Regions from separate parts of the Homo sapiens genome. Here region 2 is linked to region 1. A link is a loop called in an ENCODE intact Hi-C map of the cell type or tissue named here. Cell type or tissue: K562. All regions are shown on one strand. Each heading gives the region's core, and the rest is flanking DNA. Links, peaks and the distances in the headings are about the cores only.

What was found. Hi-C counts contacts between places; a loop is a spot of excess contacts. Peaks named below come from ENCODE experiments on the same cell type or tissue, not always from the same donor. Only the 100,000 strongest peaks of a DNase experiment are listed, where the experiment ranks them.
Region 2: a loop joins it to region 1, with 1.9 times the contacts of the local background. A loop is called at or near these places in 1 of 110 quality-filtered maps.

What each region holds. Positions count from the first base shown.
Region 1 is chr3:65,033,034-65,043,703 of GRCh38, reverse strand. LOC124909390 (a long non-coding RNA gene) reads left to right here and starts at 3,450. Exons shown (of 2, transcript XR_007095950.1): 1 at 3,450-3,537. In K562, for the core only: no CTCF peak of the experiment used is centred there; a DNase peak (open chromatin) is centred at 3,773; H3K4me3 peaks cover 145 bases.
Region 2 is chr3:64,908,447-64,919,116 of GRCh38, reverse strand. The region is part of intron 4 of ADAMTS9-AS2 (ADAMTS9 antisense RNA 2); the gene reads right to left. All of the region lies in intron 2 of LOC105377124 (a long non-coding RNA gene), which reads left to right. Among named protein-coding and RNA genes, the nearest start is that of ADAMTS9, 230 kb to the right of the region's middle. In K562, for the core only: no CTCF peak of the experiment used is centred there; no DNase peak of the experiment used is centred there.

The DNA.
Region 1 (10,670 bases), core at 730-8,729:
TTAGAAAATAGTGTTATTTCATCTAAGTGAGAAAGAATTCTCTATCACCACCACTACTACTACCAAATAGCACCAACCTGCTGCCTCTGGATTTCTCTCTCTCTCTCTCTCTTTTTTTTTTTGAGATGGAGTTTTACTCTGTCACCCAGGCTGGAATGCAGAGATGCAATCTTGGCTCACTGCAACCTCTGCATCCCAGGTTCAAGCGATTCTCCTACGTCAGCCTCCCGAGTAGCTGGGATTACAGGTGCCCGCCATCACGCCTGGCTAATTTTTGTAGTTTTAGTAGAGACGGGGTTTCAACATGTTGGCAAGACTGGTCTCAAACTCCTGACCTCAGGTGATCCACCTGCCTCAGCCTCCCAAAGTGCTGGGATTACAGGTGTGAGCCACTGCACCTGGCCTGGATTTCAAAGTAAATTGGGATAAAGGACAGAAAATGATTTCCCCAGACAAAATAGAATTCAGCTTTGAACATGTAAGGTTTCTAAAGAATAATCTGGTATTAAATCCTGTGCATGCAGCCAAGTGCTGCAAAGAAGAAGTACAAGGTGTTGCTGGAGAATATAGAGCAGGAGGACCTAACTTTGCTCAGCTGGGTCTTAAAGGAGCTGCATCACCATTTCCGCTTCCCCACCACTCCCCACCGAACAGTTTGAAAGTGGCCTTTTTGAAGTTGGTCTTTTAAGCAATCATTTGCTGTCTTTAAAAAGTTTTAAATGGCTGTCTCAGTAAAAGTGAAATCAATATTCCTTCAGCCTGGGCTTTTAGCAGATAATGTCTCCCCATAAATCATGAGCATAATGACATTGGAATAATTCATCATCTCATTACATTTACAGATGATGCGCCACATTGTTCTGAGGTGAAGGTTATCTTCCCTGCCTGGGACTCCATCCAGAAACAAATAAAAGACCAAGGAACCTGATTATTTCATGGTCCGTTTATAGAAGTTGTTGTGGATCAGTTTTCTGTCTGTCAGCTACTTTTTCTTTACAGTCCTTCCTTGAACTCACTGCAGGGATATATCCTTCTAGCTCAAGAATTTCAATAACCTTTAAAACTTTATTTGTTGAAGAGGCACTTGTCTAGGTTGAAGATGTTCTGTGGGCTTCTTTTTCTATCAGTGCCAGATCTAAGGTCATTGGTAAAACAGTCAAGGATTTATTGAGCAGCTACTATTTGTCAGGTTATGGCACTGGATGCTGACGTGTTCTGTTCTCGTTGAATGTACCATCACAGTGGGGAAGATCATCAAGAACTCTTTACAAATAATCATACCATCATTGCTAGTGGTAAGTACTGGGGAAGGGAGACAAAGGGTGCTATTAATAAAAGAACCTTCTACTTGATCGGGTGGGGCATGAATTATAGAAGGCAACTCTAAAGCAATACTTAAGATCTAAACGTTAGGTATATGATATCTGTGGACTCAATACTTGATGAAGGACAGGATGAATGAACAAAAGCAACAGCAAAGAAGCAAGGGAATGGATAAATAGTTCAGATAATGGCTCTAGATGTCGAGGACTCATTCTTTACCCAGTCAAGAAGAGCTGAATTGGTAACTGTCAATGAAGATATGCGTAGACCTGTGGCATTATCCCTTTAGCACAAACCCTTACTATTTATACAGACTGCTGAAGTCCTGGTTTGGGTAAGTGCTTCAGAAGTAAACAGACTTGACTGTAAATTTCAGTTACCATGTTTGGTTAATTCCATTGAAGCTTTTAGTAGTAATTTCTGAATCCCAATTTCTTCAACTGTGTAATAGGAATAATAAGACCTCTTAAGGATGCTGTGAAGATTAAAAGAGAACATGTGTACCAATGCAGGAAGATACAGAGATTAAGAAGCTAGGCTGGGTTCCCTAGCAAGTTTTGTTTGAATCCCTGCTGGGCCACTACCTAGCCACGTAACCTTGGCAAATAGCTATTCTTTAACACAACATGTATGTTCCATAAAATCACTGCATTATGCTAAATTGGGCAATACAAACCACAGAGCTTATGAGGAAAATGGGGCTCAGGGCACAACACAAAACCACTTTTTCAATGACATGTTAAAAAAAAAAAGATAGAAACCTAATGTTAAAAGAAAAAGTTTAGATAAATTAAATTTAGTAGAGTTTATTTCAGCAAAGAATGATTCATGAATTGGGAAGCCCCCAAAATTTGACTTAAGTAATTTTACTAGACAATGAGTGTTACTTCTTGGTGAGCAAGGGATTTGACTTGTTACACAGGAGAGCTTGAGAAGGCTTCATGCAGCCATGTGGGGGGCAGTCAGTATTTATAGACAGAGTAAGGAAGTGAGGTGTAACAATAGCCTGATTTGTTATAGTTTGGTAGTTTGCCTTATTTGACATGGTGTGATCATTTGGCAGCCTGTAATTGGCTGAAGCTCAGCCGCTATGATGGGCTGAGACTCAGCTATTTGTCACAAGAATATACTTGTAAGTTAGGTTGCGTTTTGATACATATGGACTCAAGATATGGAGACAGCTTTAGGCCAAATTTAATTTGACACTAAAAAAAAACCAGTAGACAACTTTACACTTGATAAATTGCTAAAAAATAACATAAATACAACAATAAATATGGCACTCCGCCTGGAAAAAGACCTAGGGTTTGCCTATGGAAGTGAGGTGGAAAGGGTTGCAACTTGCCAGCTACTGTGAAGTGGCAGGAGCTGGTTATCTGGAATCCTAGGGAAAGTTGTAGCACCAGTTGAGGATGGCGTGGCTCATAACACACATCAACCATGTTGGAACAAACGTGCATTGTAGCAGAATCAGATGTGCTTATCCTTGCTCTGCCTCAGTTCTCTCATCTGTAAATAAGAATGATCGTGGCACCTGCCTTGTAGGGTTGTTATAATCATGATTATACTAGATGGTTCCAGGTAAAGTGTTTAGCACTGGGTCTGGCATATAGGTTTGGTGTCTTTCCCCTGGGCATTTATCATTCCATCTTATGTTAAATTTCACTTAAAGAATTTTACTAGAGGGCTGGGTGTGACGGTTCACACCTGTAATCCCAGCACTTTGGGAGGCTGAGGCAGGTGGATTACTTGAGGTCAGGAGTTCGAGACCAGCCTGGCCAACATGGTGAAACCTGTCTCTGCTAAAAATACAAAATTTAGCTGGGTGTAGTGGCAGGTGCCTGTAGTCCCAGCTACTCAGGAGGCTGAGGCAATAGAGAATCTCTTGAACCCAGGAGGCGGAGGTTGCAGTGAGCTGAGATCGCGCCACTGCACTCCAGCCTGAGTGACAGAGCGAGACTCTGTCTCAATTTTTTTTTTTTTACTAGAGGATAAGTGTTACTTCTTGGTGAGCAAGGAATTCAACTTGTTGCGCAGAGCCTGACAAGGGCTCACAAACCTACACAGTCATGATACCTATGCAGGGTCTCCTACTCCTGTTTCTCAAACAGGCCTGAGAGGGGAGGCTGAAGACCATTTCTTCCTGGGGAGGAGGCAGGAAGGAGAAATGGCAGCCATGGCTCCCTAGACTCAAGGAAGAGACGAGGACCACGGGTAAGTGTTCCCAGCCCACCAAGAGAGTAGTTCTATATTAGCCATCGCCTCCGTTCCCACTGTTCCTGCGCATGGTGCTGGAGTTGAGTCATATAACCTCTCATTAGCTGTAATCCACTTCCTGGTGACTCTCCAAACTGAACCTGAATTCCAGAGATTTCCCTATCAGTTATCACAGTTGGCCCAGCCTGCCCTGAAACCCAGATAGGTAATTTCATCTTTCATCTGTCCTCCTTCCTGAGTGTCTGCAGACAACTGGCTAAGAACAGATATGAGGGGGCCAGGGCATGACTCACAGGGTTTTGTTGGCTGAGCTAGAGAACAAAGGAGACCGGCTTGTGTGAGGAACATGAGAGTTGTTTGCAGGACACTCCTGAGGCATCATTGCAGGGGGCTGTGTGGGCTTCCCTGGTGTGGTTTGCTTCCAGCTAAATCTCCTGCAAGCTCCTGAGTCATATACTCCTGAGTCTGTATGTTTCTTCTCCATGGGTTTCTACTCCAACCTGTGTGCTTGGAGGGTACAGTGCTGCCTCCTCCTTAGCCTCCATCCCTGGAATGCCTCATTTTACAGGAGATACCCCACTCTCCTTCCAAGAGTGACCTCAACCCCTATACCTCCATTGCCACCTTCTATTGTCACTCCTGGCTCTGAATTCATCCCTTGTACCCTTACCAATAGCCCCTTGACACTTCATCATGTATGTCTCTGGGACCCGAAGTTCTTTGATCATTGTCTTTTATTGTAACCCCACCTCCAATCATCCAACTAAGAATAGAAGGGTGGTGTGGTTAAGAGCACAGTCTTTGGAGGCAGACAAATCTAGGCTGGAATTCTGCCTTTTCTGCTTATAAGGGGAAAGACACTTCACTTCTCTAAGAATTAACTTTCTTATCTGCAAAATGGGAATAGTGGTGCCTGCCTCCTTGGGGTTTCTGAGGATTAAATGAGTAATGTCTGTGAAATACACAGAATAGCACCTGACAGATTAAATACTCTATTAATGTAGCTGTTGTTATAGTTAAGATGCTTAACTTCTTATGAACAGTGGCAGTGGCATTGCAGAGCTAAATCTACACAGTAGGAAATTTACAAATATTTATCCAATGAATGAATTATCACTCATCATTAATGTTGAGTGTTCAGTCCGTATATTTTATATGAATGATGCATTCATTCCATACATTTTTTAACAAACCATACTTACATTTGCCTTTTATTTTTTATTTTTTAATTTCAATAAATTTATGGGGTATAAGTACACTTTTGTTACTTGCATAGATTGCATAGTGGTGAAATCAACACTTTTATAAAGAGTATCCATCACTCGAATAACTTACATTGTATTCGTTAAATAATTTTTCATCATCCACTCCCTCACCCTTCTGAGTCTCCATTGCCTATCATTCCACATTCTACATCTACATGTATACATTATTTAGCTTCCACTTATAAGTAAGAACAGGTGATATTTGTCTATCTGTGTTCGACTTGTTTCACTTAGATAATTACCTCCAGGTCCATCCATGATTCTGCAAAGACATGATTTCATTCTTTTCTACAGCTGAAGAGTATTCCATAGCGTGTGTGTATATAGATAGATAGATAGATAGATAGATAGATAGATAGATAGATACATAGATAGTCATTGCCCCCTGGAGTTTCAAATCCAACAGAAGAAATATAATTCAGGGAATTTCACATTCTTGACTTTTTCCCCTGTGCAATTGTCTCCTCATGGAATTTTGGCACACATTTACTTAAAAATACACACATACACACACACACAGTATTTGAGCACATCGGGGAATAAAATATAGAACTTGTCTAGCAAAATGATTATATATATATATATATACACACACACACACACACATGCCCATCCCCACCCCCTATTTATGTATATATATACACACACACCACATTTTCTTTATCCAATTATCCATTGATAGACAATAAGGTTGGTTCCATATTGCAGCACTTAGTGCTGTAACAAATATATGTAAGTATCTTTTGAATATAATAATTTTTTCCTTTGGATAGATGCCCAGCAGTGGGATTGCTGGATCAAATAATAGTTCTACATTCTTAGAGATCATTTAATATGTGCCAGACTCGAGAAGGGAAAGAGGATATAGGAGTAAAGAGGATAGATAGTCATTGCCCCCTGGAGTTTCAAATCCAGCAGAAGAAATATAATTCAGGGAATTTCACATTCTTGACTTTTTTCCCCTGCGCAATTGTCTCCTCATGGAATTTTGGCACAAATTTACTTAAACACACACACACACACACACACACACACACATAGTATTTGAGCATATCAGGGAATAAAATATATAACTTGTCTAGCAAAATGATAAGTGACATAGTCAAAATATTGATGAACTAACAGGCGAATGGCAAATGCCAAAGCCCTGAAATCAATTAGGCAGCATCACTAAATGTCAGCTACCAGAATAATTCCACCCCTTGTGGCCTGCCTGGTTTTCATGAGGTTTGTGGTCTGCAGGATTATAAGGTTGGATTTAGAGGCTGCCTTATCATTTTGACTGGATTCCCCATTTAATGAAAAAGGCCTAGTCACATTCAGGAAATATTAGCGAATGGTTTTTAAGATGAAGGAATTAGCTTAATTGGTTGAATACACATTAGACGGAGCAGTGTTTCTGAAAGTATGGATTCCAGGGGACAGCATCCAGTATTGTTTTGGTTTTGTTTTGTTTTTAACAGGTATCTCCAGTCGATTCTGCACAGGTAGTATACACAGAGTATAGTTTGAGAAATACTGCTTTAGAAAAGGTAGATGGATTTAATTCCTGAAAGTCATAAAAATATGGTCAAAATGGGTGTGAGCAACACCATTAGACAATCTGAATGAGAGTGGGTGTAAATTTGTACAGTGAGAATTACATCTAGGTGGAGAAATGACTTGGAAGCTTGAGTTGCAGTCTGGATTGCTCCACATTTACATTTTCATACATCCCAGAAGTATGGAATCCATTTCCTCAAACTTTAAGCTTTATTAACTCAACCTTGGTCTCACAGTGCCTGCATAGCACTTTGGAGATAGAAAATACTAAAAAGACTTCTTTGAAGGGCTTTTCTGTTGATTTGGGAGAATAAGGTATGTTCATAAGGCTTTTAAATATCAGCATGGGTTAGCAGATAATTAGTTGTTGATATGAACCCTAGAAATAATCAATGTAATGGGAATTCAGAAGTAGGAGAGTTCTGGTCCAGCCAGCAGGCTAAAGGCAGGCCACGTTGAAGGTGAGGGACTGTATGAGCTCTATAAGGGATAAAGGGTGTATCCGGGAAGAAAGTGACACTAGGGCATCCCTTGTGGGGACCACAGCACAAATTCTGTGGGAAAGCGTTGAAGAGTGTTGGCTTGATATTTCTATCAGACATTGGTTCTCAGAAGGAATATGACTATCAGAAGGCTTTTCAGAAATCTTTGGGAGTGATTTAGGTTGTCACAACTGGGGAGATACTACTGTCATTTAATGAGTCAAGTCTGGAAGTTGCAGGCATCCTACAATATGTGAAGTAGACACAGAAAATAGTAAATTTTCCTGAGTCCTGGATGCCTTTCAGATGTCCTGCTGGACATTCATGTGGTTGAAAACCTGCATATATTTATTTTATGTATAGCCTAGACTACATGATTGATAGATATAGATATAGATATATAGACAATGCTTTAGTATTATTATATTTTCCAGGACTGCAACTACAGAGGATAGGTTGTAGTTGACTACCTTCAGAGTTTTACCAAGCATTGTTCACCATTTCAGAATATCATATCACCAATCAACAATGACAGCACCACTCATGGAAATTTCACTTTGAGAACTGGTTTAAGTTTGTAGCTGTCAGACTCACGGTAATTCTGTGCATATATATATGATTGTCCTTAGTTCTTATTTCAAACCGTCAAATGGAAAGTGAAGGAATGAACAATATTCTGTGTGTATTCTAACTTTTCAAAAATCAACAATGATTTTATATAAATGGATGCACAGATCAGTATGTTTCTAGTGTAATCATGCCTGAGCACTTATATTTTAAAATGTTATTTTAAGTTAATTTTCTCTATTTCTCCTCTATCTTGTAGTGAAGTCATCATGTTAATGTTTTTCAAACTGTTGGCTATGTTGTGAAATATTCATAATAGAAAGGAGATGTAGGGCTTGATAAGCATTAAAAACTCCTGGATTAAGAAATCAAATCTGAGAATTACAAGGTCATATTTGCTTAAATTCACTGTAGTGGGGGCTGGGATGGGCATGGAGTGGGGTGAACTTCTGTTCAGCTTTACATCTTTCTCCCTAGTGCTGCGATAACTGGTTTGCTCAAATACATCAAGTTTTAGTAATTTATTTTAGCAAGAGGTAGGTAGATAGGCTTTTTATATTTTTTCAATATTTAAATTATTTATATCTGGTGTGGATGTTTATAGAATAACGGATTTGGCCAAGGAAATGGCTGTTGTATGGCTTCTTTATCAGCGTCTTCAGTGCATCAAAATGCTTTCCTTCTGTTTAAATACCATAGGGGTCTCTGCTGAGAAGTATTATCTGAATAAGCCATTTTTGTGATAAGAACACACCCCAACAGCCTTTCCCCCAGTTCAGCTTATGTTCTTAAGCTCTGCAGAGAAGTTTCTCTTTTTTCTTTTTACAAACTAAGCAACGCTTTTCCCCTGAGAGATGGCTGAGGCTTCCCAGAACTCCATGCTTCTCCAGAAACTATCCCTCAGGCAAGTCTGAGGTCCACTTAAACCAAACTTTGGCAAGAGGGAGAAATCTCATGTTTCCGCAAAGATAAAATGAAGTGGCAAGGCATGGGGGTAAAGTCTCCAATAGTTGGAGCTAGAAATTGTTCATAATTATGATGAGAGATTTGGTGTCAGGATAAATCTTAAGCCTGCTTTCCCAATATTCAAGGATGGCAGGATGTATCACAGGGTCTTGTAAGATTTTACCAGGAGAAAATAAATGTGTTGCTTTCACTTAGAAAACAAGTATATTTTATGTGTCGCGTTAATAAACAAGAGAATAAAGCCATAAAAGCAATAGTGATCAGTTACAGAAACACGAGCTGCATATTGCTGGTTAGGTGTTTAATAAAAAGATCATGTAGACCAAGGCTCAAAGATCCCCCAGTCATTGTTTAAGATGGATTTCCATGCTGAGGGCTAAATAACCAGGAAACAGTAAATGTGATGCTCATTTTATGTTGAGATTGCATCCAGATGCCATCTTTGCTGTTCTTGGGCCTGACATACCCATTAAAGGGAGGTTGTTTAGACCACAAATGGTATGCTAAATAAATAAAGCTTATTGGTGGTAAGGATGCAGCTTTGATTACTCTGAAAATTAGGTATTTTCACCAAGAAAATGCTTTTTGTAATTCGATATACTCAAGAATTTTGATCTAAGAATCATTTCAGGATGGTTGCCTGCTGCTGAGTACATCAAATAGACTGACTTTGGTTTGGGTTTTGGTTTTCTAGGAAGCTGTTTTGGCATCAGGTAGACGTTGGCTAAAACTGTCAACTGGGCAATATTCAACAGTATGGTCATGTTTAAGAGCTTGGGCTTTGCAGGCTAATAGATTTGGGTTTAAAACCCCAGACTCTACTCATGAACTAGGGGTCTTCTGGAAAGTTACTATAAAAGCAACAACAATGACAACATCGTATTATCAACAATTTTAAACATAAACAAAATTAGAGAAAATAACTCAGTGATCTTCTGTGTACCCATCACTAGCTTCAAAAATTGTCAATATTTGGAGCAAGTTACTTAACCATGCTCTCATCAGTAAAATGGAATTCACAATAATTCTCACATTCAAGAGTTCGTGTAGGGATTATAAAAGCAATAGTTTATATATATTACCTTTAAGCACAGAGGCTGAATATAATAAGTGCTCTCAAAAGTTTATTCCATTTCGAACTAGGAATACCTTTGGTTTAAAGACACAGCAACCTATGCTGAATGAAAAGTAGGATCTTTGTGGTTTTACTGGCCTTTAGAATTTCACAAAGAATATAGCCCCTTAGCATAAAATGATTAGATCTTATATTTAAAAAATAACCCCCCAGATGGTACAGGGATCTGATGCTGAGCTAGCCAAGGCTGTGTCTCAGCAAAAATTCGAAATGACCCATGAAAGGCAAAAACTTCCTTAAAGAAGATGATACTGTCCTTGAAAAAAAAATTGTCACAAAAAAACAAAAAGTCTGTGGCTAGAAAATCTTACCCCAATGAAGGAATATCCTTTCTGCTCAGGTCTACAGGCCACCAGTGCTATAGATGACCTCAGAGTAAATAGCAGTCCTGCCATTTCCTTTTGGCTATTCTCAGAGGCCTTTATGGCAGTGAGGGAGAGCATTCTTTTGGTGCGAGAAATAGTTACTGCTCTTGGGTTAGACTAAGAAAGTTTTGCTGAGCTTCAGGATCCAGAGTGATTAATTTACAGAAAGCGCTCAAGGGTCTATCAGATGGGGCTTCCCTGCCAGGAGAGGTGTTGGGGAAGGCTAGTTTTCTAGGATGAAAACTGAGCTGCTTTGCTGAGTAGATCAGAAAAGGGGGTACGCTGGGGGGAGAAATGTAGTTTTAACCCTGATTTGTAGCGATTATTATGACCATCAAAGAGTCCTTTGGTAGAGCAAATAAGGATATAGAATTTTAAAAATCTACAAATTGGGATATTTATTTTGGAGCCAAAAGCAATTTAATTTTAAAATGGGAGCAACACCATAGAAAAAATACTTTTAGGTCTTATCCTTCCACTTATACTGGTGTGACCTTGAACAAATTCCTTAACCTATCCTATCTTCAGTTTCCTTGTCTACAAAATGGAGATTATAATAGTCTTCCTACCCTGAGGTTTTTGCCAGGGAGAAAGAGATAACACAGGTAAATACATGTGCATTGCTTTTAAATACTAGGTAAAGACTCATAACATCACCATCACAATCATCATCGTGGTCATCATTAGTATTATTACTATTTTGGTGAGTTGATCAATGATGCTACTGGATGGAGAACTTTTTCTGAATGGCATTTCTCTTGCCGTTGGCTTGGACATAGGCAGGTAAACTCAATGTGGAAATTTTGAT
Region 2 (10,670 bases), core at 985-8,984, 120 kb after region 1:
TCCCAAAGACTCCCTTTTAAAGTACATCTTGTCTTTTTAGCAGGTAAACTCTGTGAAAGCAGGGATTATGTCTTACATGGGTTTTGTAGATCCTCAGCCACACATTGTGGGTGCTTAGTAAGTGATAAAGATCAAAATAGCCCAAGAAAATAGGATGAGTATTAAAATTATTTCATTTAGGGAATACAAGTTGTGAAAATACCAAAGTTCAAATATTTAATGTTGGCATATTACCTAACAATTTTTTTCTCTATATAATTATTCTTCTTAAATAGCATAGATAATAGGACAAACTCATATATTTGGCACTAATATCAACCACTGAGAAATAATTCATTTTATATGCCACGCAAATAAACCCTATATTACATAGTGGTTAGATACGGGGAGATATAGATATCGAAGGTTTACTATGTGTTTGATTTCACCGAAAACTAGAACTGCATTAGATCATGCAATACTTGGTGATGATCCTTTGACATAGGTACTGTTATCTTCTAAAGGTTACAGATAACAAAACTGAGGTTTAAAGTAATTTCAAGGATTTGATGCTAGGTGCTTCTGATTCCAAAGCCCATGCTCCTTGCCCCTTATACCTGGGGTCCACAGTCCTCCAAATATGTGTGAATAATTTTAATGTTTGCAGAACATTAAATGGAAAATATCTTAAGGTTTATTATTTTAATAATTCAACAGTGTATCTTTGTATGTCTCACTATATCCATTCTGTTAATTCAGACTTTTACCTATAAGGTTTGGCTAAAGTACACCTAGGATGACTAGCAAATTATGACTATGAGGGCATCTAGTTAAATGATGACACATTATGCACACTTAATAAATGACTTTTGGAATGAATAGTCAATTGAATAAAAACATTTTGTTCAGTACATATTACTATGCAAATATCTACATTATCATTTCCAATAAGTCTGTTGTTTTCTGATGTTCTTAACCACCAAATTATTTCTCAACTGTTTCTGGAATTTAACTTATCTTTATCAGCACATTGTCAGCTCTGTGAATTTGAGCACACACTGTGTCTAAAGTCATCACTGGCCCTCTAATGATATTTTTAGAGGTGTGGATCACTTCCTTTTTGGTTAAATGGACACTACTTTGGGAAATTAGTTGATTCATATAAATGGACATACTTTTCGGCAATATAACAATAATTACTTAATTTCAAAATCTATTGTCTACCATAAAAAGTAAACTTGAGGCTGTTCTTGTGAATATCAGTGATTCCACGTAAATACAACCCACAGCTGCTTTATCAAGTTAGATACTTAAAAAATTACAGTCTGAAAACATGGAGGCAATATATATTGCCTAATTCAACACTTATTTGAGTCTATAACATGAGTTAATAGATGTTTACACTTTTCATGAAGAAAAAATTCAGTCATTATTCCCAATTCATTCCTGATTCAAGGACAGGCATTGAAATCCCTTTGTGTATGTTCTCAGTGGGAAAAGTAGTTCTGTTCCATTGTATTTAAGTAAGTGAATGTGAATATAATGGGTATTTGGCATGCTCAGGAAATATGGTATTCTAGTTAATCCAATCTAAAGTTTCTGTACATACTATTTGTGGATGATCACGTGCCACAGGGGTTGAATGCAATACAACACCCTGAAAAACTGTTTCCTGAGGACTCTGATTTTAGTTAAGATGGAATAAACACATATCATGCAGTTTCTCCCATTGATTGCAACCAAAAACTCTGGACAAAATGCATAGAACTTTGGAGAACTCTGAAAAGTAAGCAGTAGCAAATGGATTGCGGAAGGAAACCAGAATTCTATGTACAATTGAGAGCATAAATCTCCTGGGTATTTTCCTTCCATGTCTCCCAGCCTGTGCTCAAAGGCAACATGAATGCTGAAATAGAGTTCTCAGAAGTGCTAATAGGTGATCCCTGGCTAAGTAATGTCTGCTCATTAGCATAACACGGAGCCTCCTGAGATAACATCTCCTACTGTCCCAGGAGCTGTCAGGGCCTAACTTTCTCACGTTTTCTCACTAGGAAACTATGTCCTTTTGGCTTTATGGAGGAAACGCTGTTTTAGGGAGATTGCCCTCCCCACCCCCTCAATTATGCTGTGTTGAGTGTTAGAAACAATAACTCTGATTCATGTTCAATTTATTAAGGGCTTATGATGTTCTAGGGACTGTAGTGGGGGCTTTATCTAATTTAATGGCCCTGGCAACCCTCTTCTATAGGTGTTATTAGCCAGAAAAAGAGATGCTCAGGGAAGTAAAGAAACATACTCGCAATCAACAGCTAGTAAACAGTAGAAGAAAATTGAAATCTGGCGCTGTCTGCCTCCTAACAAGTCCATGGTTGTAGTTCTCTCCATTATCATGGCTGGAAGGAACTCACCCATGGGCTAGTTTCTCAGCTGCTTCAGTCCTGAATGTACATTCTAAGCTTAAACAGCCAAACAGAAACAAGATCAATTCCCTGTCCAGCCGGCTGGAATGAAGCACCGGCATAGAGTCGCTACCTGATTCTCTGTGCACTTCACACTGGAGAGTGAACTTTGAGTGCAAACACATTATTTATTTTATAAAGTGGAGCAAGGACAGCTGTGCTATTCCTCTCCTTAGGCAGATGGAGTCTTGTTCTATTACTAAAGATGCTTCTTCGTCACAGGGCAGAGGTCTGACGGTGCCATGCCCCTGTCCAGGAGCCCTTAGAGGCTTCATGCCGAAGGCCGTGTGCTCCACTCCCACATTCTGAGATTCTGCACAGCCTCCAAGGCTTTGGGAGTCTGGAAAGGTCCCATTCTCCTCCTAAGCCTTGCTCAGTGCAAGGCACAGAGCAGCCACTCAGCCAATGCAGGTTAATTTGAAGAGATGTTAGTTTTCCTCCCTGCCTGCCCCTACCTCCCCCAGCACAAATATAAAACTATCCCAGCTTCTCAAAGCAAGTCTCTTTCATGTAAAGTAATGAAGTAGTAGAGGAAGGATACACCAATAGTGAATGCATTTGGGGAGGCAAGAGAAGAGTTATGAATACATGGTGAGGCACAGCCTGAATTCGTAAGAGCCAGGGAAATGGAAGTGTGGTAACAACCTCCACCCGGTAAGGGTGTTCCAGGAAGGCTTCCTGGAAGGACTTGCATGTGAACTCCCTAACCTGGTGTTCTTCAGACTGTAGGTTGTGACCCTAGGGTGAGGAAATCATTTTGGTGAGTCATAAGCAGAGTTTTCTTCTGAATGAAACTGAATAAATAGAATGGAGGCTGAGTATATTACTAGCTCACAACATAAAATATGTTTCTTTCTGAGGGTTGTGGTCCACAAAAGTAGGAAACATATTGCCCTATCTTTTGTCTTCTGAGAAGTTGCTCTACTCCTATGATGTAAATTCACCAGCCCCTGCTGACCATGATCTTTCATTCTGCTCAAAAATGGAGATATGGTATCACTTTCTTGTCTTCAAAAAATCACCACTCTTCGTGTTTATGTTGTGTCCAATCCTACTAGAGGGTGTTTTATTAATGAAGATAAGGGATAACACATATGTAGACCAGTACTAGGCAATTTATACACATGACCCACATGTAATCCTCACGTCATCTTTTTCTAACCCTGTAATAACCTCACAAAGCATGGTTCATCCTTTCCATTGCACTGATGAGAACACTGAGGGACAGGATGAAGGTTATTGCTAATCATTTGCTAGGAAGTAAGTGAGCTGAGATTTGAACTCCATTCTCTCTGACTCTGATGCTAGTGTACAGCCCCAATAATTATTAAGCTGAGTTTATGATGCAGCAGTACGGATTTGTAAAATCCATTAGTATTGCCCAGTAAGACTGAATAACCTTCTGTTTTCTATCTTTGGAGGCCTGTAAATTCCAAGTTATTTCTGAGAAGAATGAAGATATGCATTTTCTAAAATGTTGGTATCTCAGTTCCATATCTCGGATCCAATATCCACTTCTCTTTACCTTCAGTGCCCGTCACCCTGGTCCATGCCACCACCAATCTCCTGATAGCCTAACAGCCTCCCAACTGGTCTCTTCAGTCTAGTCTCTTCTGAACTTTTTGAGGTACAAACTCTGCAGTGGGTTTTCTTTGCTCTTGCCATAAAGACCGTATTTGCCAGATGGCTGTGTGTCTCCATGGTCTGACCTCCTTTTCCTTACCAGCCTCATTTTGTATCAGGCTCTTTGCTTTTATAATCAAGCAGGACTTCTTTCAGTTGCTCTATCATGCTTGTTCCCTTCTGCCACAGGGCCTTCACATATGCTTTTCCTTCTGTTGACATCATTCTCCAAACCAGTCCCTTGCTCCCTTCATCTGCATAACTCCTGCCCATTCATCAGATCCCATTGATTTTAGCAGGTCCTGATAGAAGAGTTCCTTGTCTTCCCTGTAGACAAATAACCTATGACATGATCTCAAGGCACTCCTGAGTCTTTGCTTCATTGCGCTGTTCACTGTAATTTTACATTCATTCATGTGATTCTTTGGTTGATGTCTATCTCCCCTCCTGAACAATGAGCTCCATAAGGGCAAAAATTGTGCATGTCTACCTTTTATTCCCAGGGTCTAGAACAGTGTTTGGCTCATAGAGCAAAGGGTAAAGCATTCAACATTGAACTTATCTGACCTCTATAGAAGCTCCAGGTGCTCAGATTTGGCCATAAGCAAATCAGAGAAAGGAGATCAAGGGCAAATCTCCAAGGGATTAAACAGCCAGATTTAGTAGTAGGAAGAGCCTTCTGAGTATAAATGTTGATGTCTTGGAGCCCTCATATTTATGGTTTCTCCTCTATTTGGTTTGGACACAAGATATTCCTCTGTCTCCTTCGAGTACTCTCATTTTCTTATTTAGGAGTTTAATGAAGTCTTCACCTAAAATGCTACAAACAGCTGGGGGTAGAAGGGTATCTGGTTTATGGCACTGAGAGAAATGTTCACTGTGTACAGATTGATGTGGCCACAAAACTTTCTGTGTGTATAACTCCAAGGTGAATTTGCATGGGGCTCCATTAGCCTAGTCTCAAATTTCAAGCTGCTCCCTTGGTTATGTATCTCCTAAGGGAATCTAAGGAGAGGAAGTAGAAAAAAACAGAGATAAGACTTCTCCCCTCCATGAGCAAAGAAAGACATCTTTTCCAAGCAAGCCTCTTATCCCAGCCACCAGTAGACCCTGTTGAGAAAATACTATTAATAATAAATAGTAGTCTTCATAATCATTATTATAACAATAGCGTTCATTGGACTTTTTTTTTAATGTGCTAAATGTTTTGCCTGAATTTTCTTATTTAATATTCACAACCATCCTAGGAGGGGCTGCATTTACTCAGGAGTAGACTACTTAGAGAAGCCAAGCTCACAGGACCTCAAGACCACACAGGAAGCAACAGGTGATAAGGGGATTTGAAATTAGGCGAACCATCTTTCTGTCCCCTTGCTCTTGACCACTGTTTTACTGCCCTCTTTCAGTCTTTAACGATTTCTTTAATAACTCTTTCATTTGTTGGCATTTATTGTGTGACAGGCACCGGGGATTCAAAGGAAAGTAACTTATAGATGGCCCCTTCCCTGGGGAAGTTTACCACCCTTTGGGGACAGATCACCAAAATCCTCTTCCTTGCTGGCACCCATTGAGCACTTCCTGTGAACCAGGCTCCGTGCTAAGCCCTGTACCTGGGATATCTTATTTAAGCCTCAGAACTCTTATCTCCAGGTAGGTGCTAATATCACACCCTTTTTCAAGATAAGTAAATGGAGGCCTCAGGTAAAATAACTTACCCAAGGGCCCAGAACAAGGAAGCAGCTGGCTAAGATGGAGCCCCAAGTTTATCTGGCTTTGTCAGATGCCTGTACTTTCTACCACCACACTAACTTGCAGAAAGGTGGAGAATGTACAAACAGAGGAACCTCCAATGCACTTTGAAAGTACAAGGCAGGACAAGCTCAACTCTGTCTGAAAGAGCCAGAAAAGGCTTCCTGTGTAGATGTTTGGGGTAAGTTTGGCCTCTACCTTCCTGTTTAAATACACTTCACAGCTGGCAAGAGGTGGAAGTGGAAGAAAATAAAAGCCAATGTGCAGACATTCCTAGAGGACATATTTGAATTCAACATTAGAACTTTCTGATAATTATTGTAGAGTAAAAATAGAAGGGGCTATTTGGGAAGTAGTAAGTTCTCCACCATTAGAGGTATGAAGAGGGAAACTGAACTATCATGCTGAGGATACTTGAGAGATTGAGGCACAGGGTTGGTAGTTGGATTAGATCAGGGGTAACCAGTTTAGCTGTGCATATGAATGGGTGGGTGATTTGGTTAAATACCACTTCCTAGGCTTTCCCACTAGACATTCTGGGTCAGTAGGTCAGGAAAAGATCCCAGGAATCTGCATTTGTAACAAGCTCCCCAGGTGATTCTCAAGGGCACTGTATTAGTCCTTTTTCATACTGCTGATAAAGACATACCCGAGACTGGGTAATTTATAAAGAAAAAGAGATTTATGGACTCACAGTTTCATGTGGCTGGGGAAGGCCTCACAACCATGGCAGAAGGCAAAAGGCACATTTTACATGGTGGCAGACAAGAGAGAATGAGAACCAAGTGAAAGGGTTTTGTATAAAACCATCAGATCTTGTGAGATTTATTTACTACCATGAGAACAGTATGGGGGATGCCATATGCCCCATGATTCAGTTATCTCCCGTTGGGTTCTTCTCCACAACACGTGGGAATTATAGGAGCTACAATTCAAGATGAGATTTGGGTGGGGACACAGCCAAACCATATCATACATGGTCCTTGTGGAGTCACACAGCCACAGAGGGCTAGATGACCTTTAAAATCTTTTTCAATATTGAGGTTCTCTAAACACATGTTTCCTAGGATGTATTCCATGGAATACTCTACCTCTAACAAGAGAGACAAATTTCTATTTTTTTTTTTTTTTTCCTGAGGCGGAGTCTTGCTCTGTCACCCAGGCTGGAGTGCAATGGTGTGATCCCGGCTCAATGCAACCTCTGCCTCCTGGGTTCAAGTGATTCTCATGCCTCAGCCTCCCGAGTAGCTGGGACTACAGGCACCTGCCACCACGCCTGGCTAATTTTTGTATTTTTAGTAAAGATGGTGTTTCACCATGTTGGCCAGGCTCCTGACCTCAGGTGATCCACCTGCCTATGCCTCCCAAAGTGCTGGGATTACAGGCGTAAGCCACCGCGCCCGACCAGATTTTGTCCTTTAAAAGCCAAATAGTGAAGACTTCAGGCTTTGTGGGGTTTTTGTAACAATCACTCAACTTACCATTGTATTAATAGCATGAAAACAACCATAGACAATAGATAAACGAGTGGACGTGGTTGTGTTCCAGTAAAATTTTGTTTATAAAAATAAACGGTAGACCAGATTTGGCCTAGGGACCGTAGTTTGCTGACCCTTGGCCTGTGAAAATAAGTTTGTAAAAAGCTATAAATCATATCCCTTCATGAATATTCATGGTATATGTTAGCATCTTAAAGGTTCTGAAAAGACCGGAGAAATAGACTTGTTTAATTAACCCAGAATTTCTCAAATGTATTTAACCACAAAACTCTCTTAGTACATAACACTCACATCCTAACACACTTTGTGAACGACTCATTTATGTCTTATAAGTGGGCAGCATACAAAAACCATTTGCATAGACTGTTTTCTGAGAGGTTAGGAAGGAAATGTCTCTAAAATACATGCCTTACCCAGCTCACTGGTGCCTAAACTTGACTCATAAGAGATGGTGTCTGTGGCTTAGGGTGATGTGCCCATATTAAAATGAAAACACTCACAACGTAAATGCAATTGGCAGGTTTCTTCTGCAGAGGTGGTTTTGAATGCAACTGATGAAACAGAGGACATAAGAGTCATTTGGAAAGGGATGACACCATGTGGGAAAGGAAGAGCAAAAAGGAAAGTGAAAAATAAAAAGACTTATTCAGCATTTGCTGCATGCCTACCACTGGACTGAGGCCTTTATCTAGATCCATCGTTTTCAACGGGGGGGCAATTTTGCTTCCCAGGAGACACTTGGCAATGTCTGGAGACATTTCTAATTGCCATAATTGAGAGTGTAGTGTACACACAGTGTTAGGATGTGGCAAGTAGAATCCAGGGATGGCATTCAACATACTACCATGCACAAGATGCCAACCTCCCCCAGTAAATTACCCAGTCCCCAACATCAATAGTGCCACTGTTGGAAACCTTGATCTAGATTTTCTGATTATCTAGAAATGTTGAGAATAGGGCAAAGAGAAATTTAATCTTTTCTCCAGCCTTCTCATAGTTAGTGATGGTTTGAGCCACACTCTTAAACACTCACATTCAATTAAGCTTGGCAAAGACAAATTTCACTTCCTTAGTCATTGATAGCCCATGGCTCTAAGCGGTCCTATCCACAGCTCCTTCACATCACCATCTCCTCTTACCACGCTGTCCCTTATCTTTTGAGGCTCCTGATATGTTAGGTACCTACCATCCAATCTTATCCATGTCTTCAAAATTTATCTCCAATGACCACTAAAATACTCCTTAAGACTTGAACTCCATCTGCTGCCAGCCTGACCAGTTATGTTCAATTACGTTTGTGACACCAGGCAAATGACTTTAACTTAAGGGTCTTGATTTCACCATCTGTAAATGGAAATGATGACAATATGTGCCCTTTCTACCTTAATTCAATTCCACCCAAGCATAAGCCACAGGCTCAGTACTAAGCTTGGGGAGTTGGGGGATGCAAAGAATGTGAAACCTCCCAGGGAGAGTATGTTGAGGGGAGGGGAGGGGATCTTTAAGGAGGCGGCAAATTCCTTGTTTTTATAAGCCAGCCCAGCTCCAGTTTTCCAGCAGCCTGCAAGAATGCTGCAGAGTGTGAGAGTGGGCTGAAGAGGGTCTGGACAACATCACCGAAGGGCAATCATTAGCCCTGGTATTTGGCCTGGGGATAGAGGGAGCTAAGAAGTCCATGTGTGGCAGCACATTATGAAGTTGAAAGTTTCTACTAGAACTGGCTCTCCAAGGGGCAATCAGTAATAAACGTGATTTGGACTTGTTAGGAGACATCATCAGAACTGACTTGGTCCCCAGAACTCCAAGCTATTCTCTCTGGTAATTATGGAACATGAAGCACTTGTACTTTATTTTTATCATGGCTAAATTGAGCAATCAATTTCAGACAGTCCATGAATAAGGAGGTTGCTTCTGGGAAGATGATCCCCATAGATTATCATTAAGCACTGAAACTGATGCTTAGAAAATAAAGCAACAAGATGGCAGGAATGTTTAAAATGATCCCTCATGGAAGACTCGTCTTTCCCCTCCCTTGCTAATCTCCTGCCTGCTTTTGAGCCTGTCAGCTGCATTTCCCTCTTTCCATCCATACTGACTCTGGCTGTTCAACTATTTCATAGTGAGAGGAGAAACTCCTGGAATTGGAAATGACAAAAGAGAACCCACGATGATGGTGGGACTTTCTTTTCAGAATCTCAGATCCTCATGGAAATGAGTGATTGCTGAGCATTACACTCTTTGTGCTCAGAAATACTAGGAATTAAATCGTTGAAAAAGCATGGCCCACAAATGGCTGCTTCCCCTCTTCCCAACCATTAACAAGATAATAAATATAAATATGGTGCTAGTGTGGGTGGAGGGCGTCTGACTGGGGAACGTATAGGGGTCACTGAGGCGCATGCCCAAGGAGACTCGTGGAGACTGACTGGCACATGTGAATTCGGGCATGAGTTTGGTCAGTTATCTCATAGCAAAAGATGTGTCATATGTTACGGATCTGTGTGATAAGTCGTGTTTCCCTTGACTGCTGTGCGGAGTCCCACTCCTTCTTGCTTTTCCTAAGTCTTTTCTATAGTTTCTAGAAACACAATAAGGGGAATGGAAAGACATGTAGTTTGAAACAGATAAAACTTGAGGTTCATATCTTGGCTGGGCCACTTATTAACTAGGTCTCAGTTTTCTTAACTGTTCAGCAAGGAAGTGTTACTTAGTTCATCGGATTCTTGTGAGAAATAAAGGAAATGACGTATGTTAAGGACCTAGATTATACTAGGTACTCAAAAACGGTCATTGTTATTTTTTAGTCAAATAAAAGTGAAATGATACTGATGCTCTAGTGAAATCTCTCTATTAAAGATACCTAACCATATACCCCATAAAGGAGAGCTGGTCCTTATTATACCCGGTAACAAGTAACAAACAGAAGTGATTATAATTTCAACTTGTCACTTTTTCTAGGTGGAGCCTCTGACCATTCAAACTTTTTTGCAGTGCAAAAAAGAAGGCAGGAATACCTTAGTACATGGACTTACAGGGATTCAGATTTGATTGTAGATAAACGATTTTTAAAATAATTCTTGTGAACACGGGGTTAACAGCCCTCAGGAGTGCAGTTGATCTGTTTCACGTTATCATTTCTTGATTTCTTAAAACCAGTGACTCAAACTGGGCTGCCCTTTTAGCCTGGGAAATCCCTAAAGCGGAAACGGAGGGGGAAAAAGCCCTTTGTGATTTTTCAAAATGAATCACCAGTGATTAGGGCTAATTTCAATGCTGGATTCATTCAAGTATGTTACCTTGAGAAGTGGAAGCACCCTTGCCTTTCCCTTTTCCTTTCTTTGTTTGCCTCCCAGGCAGGACT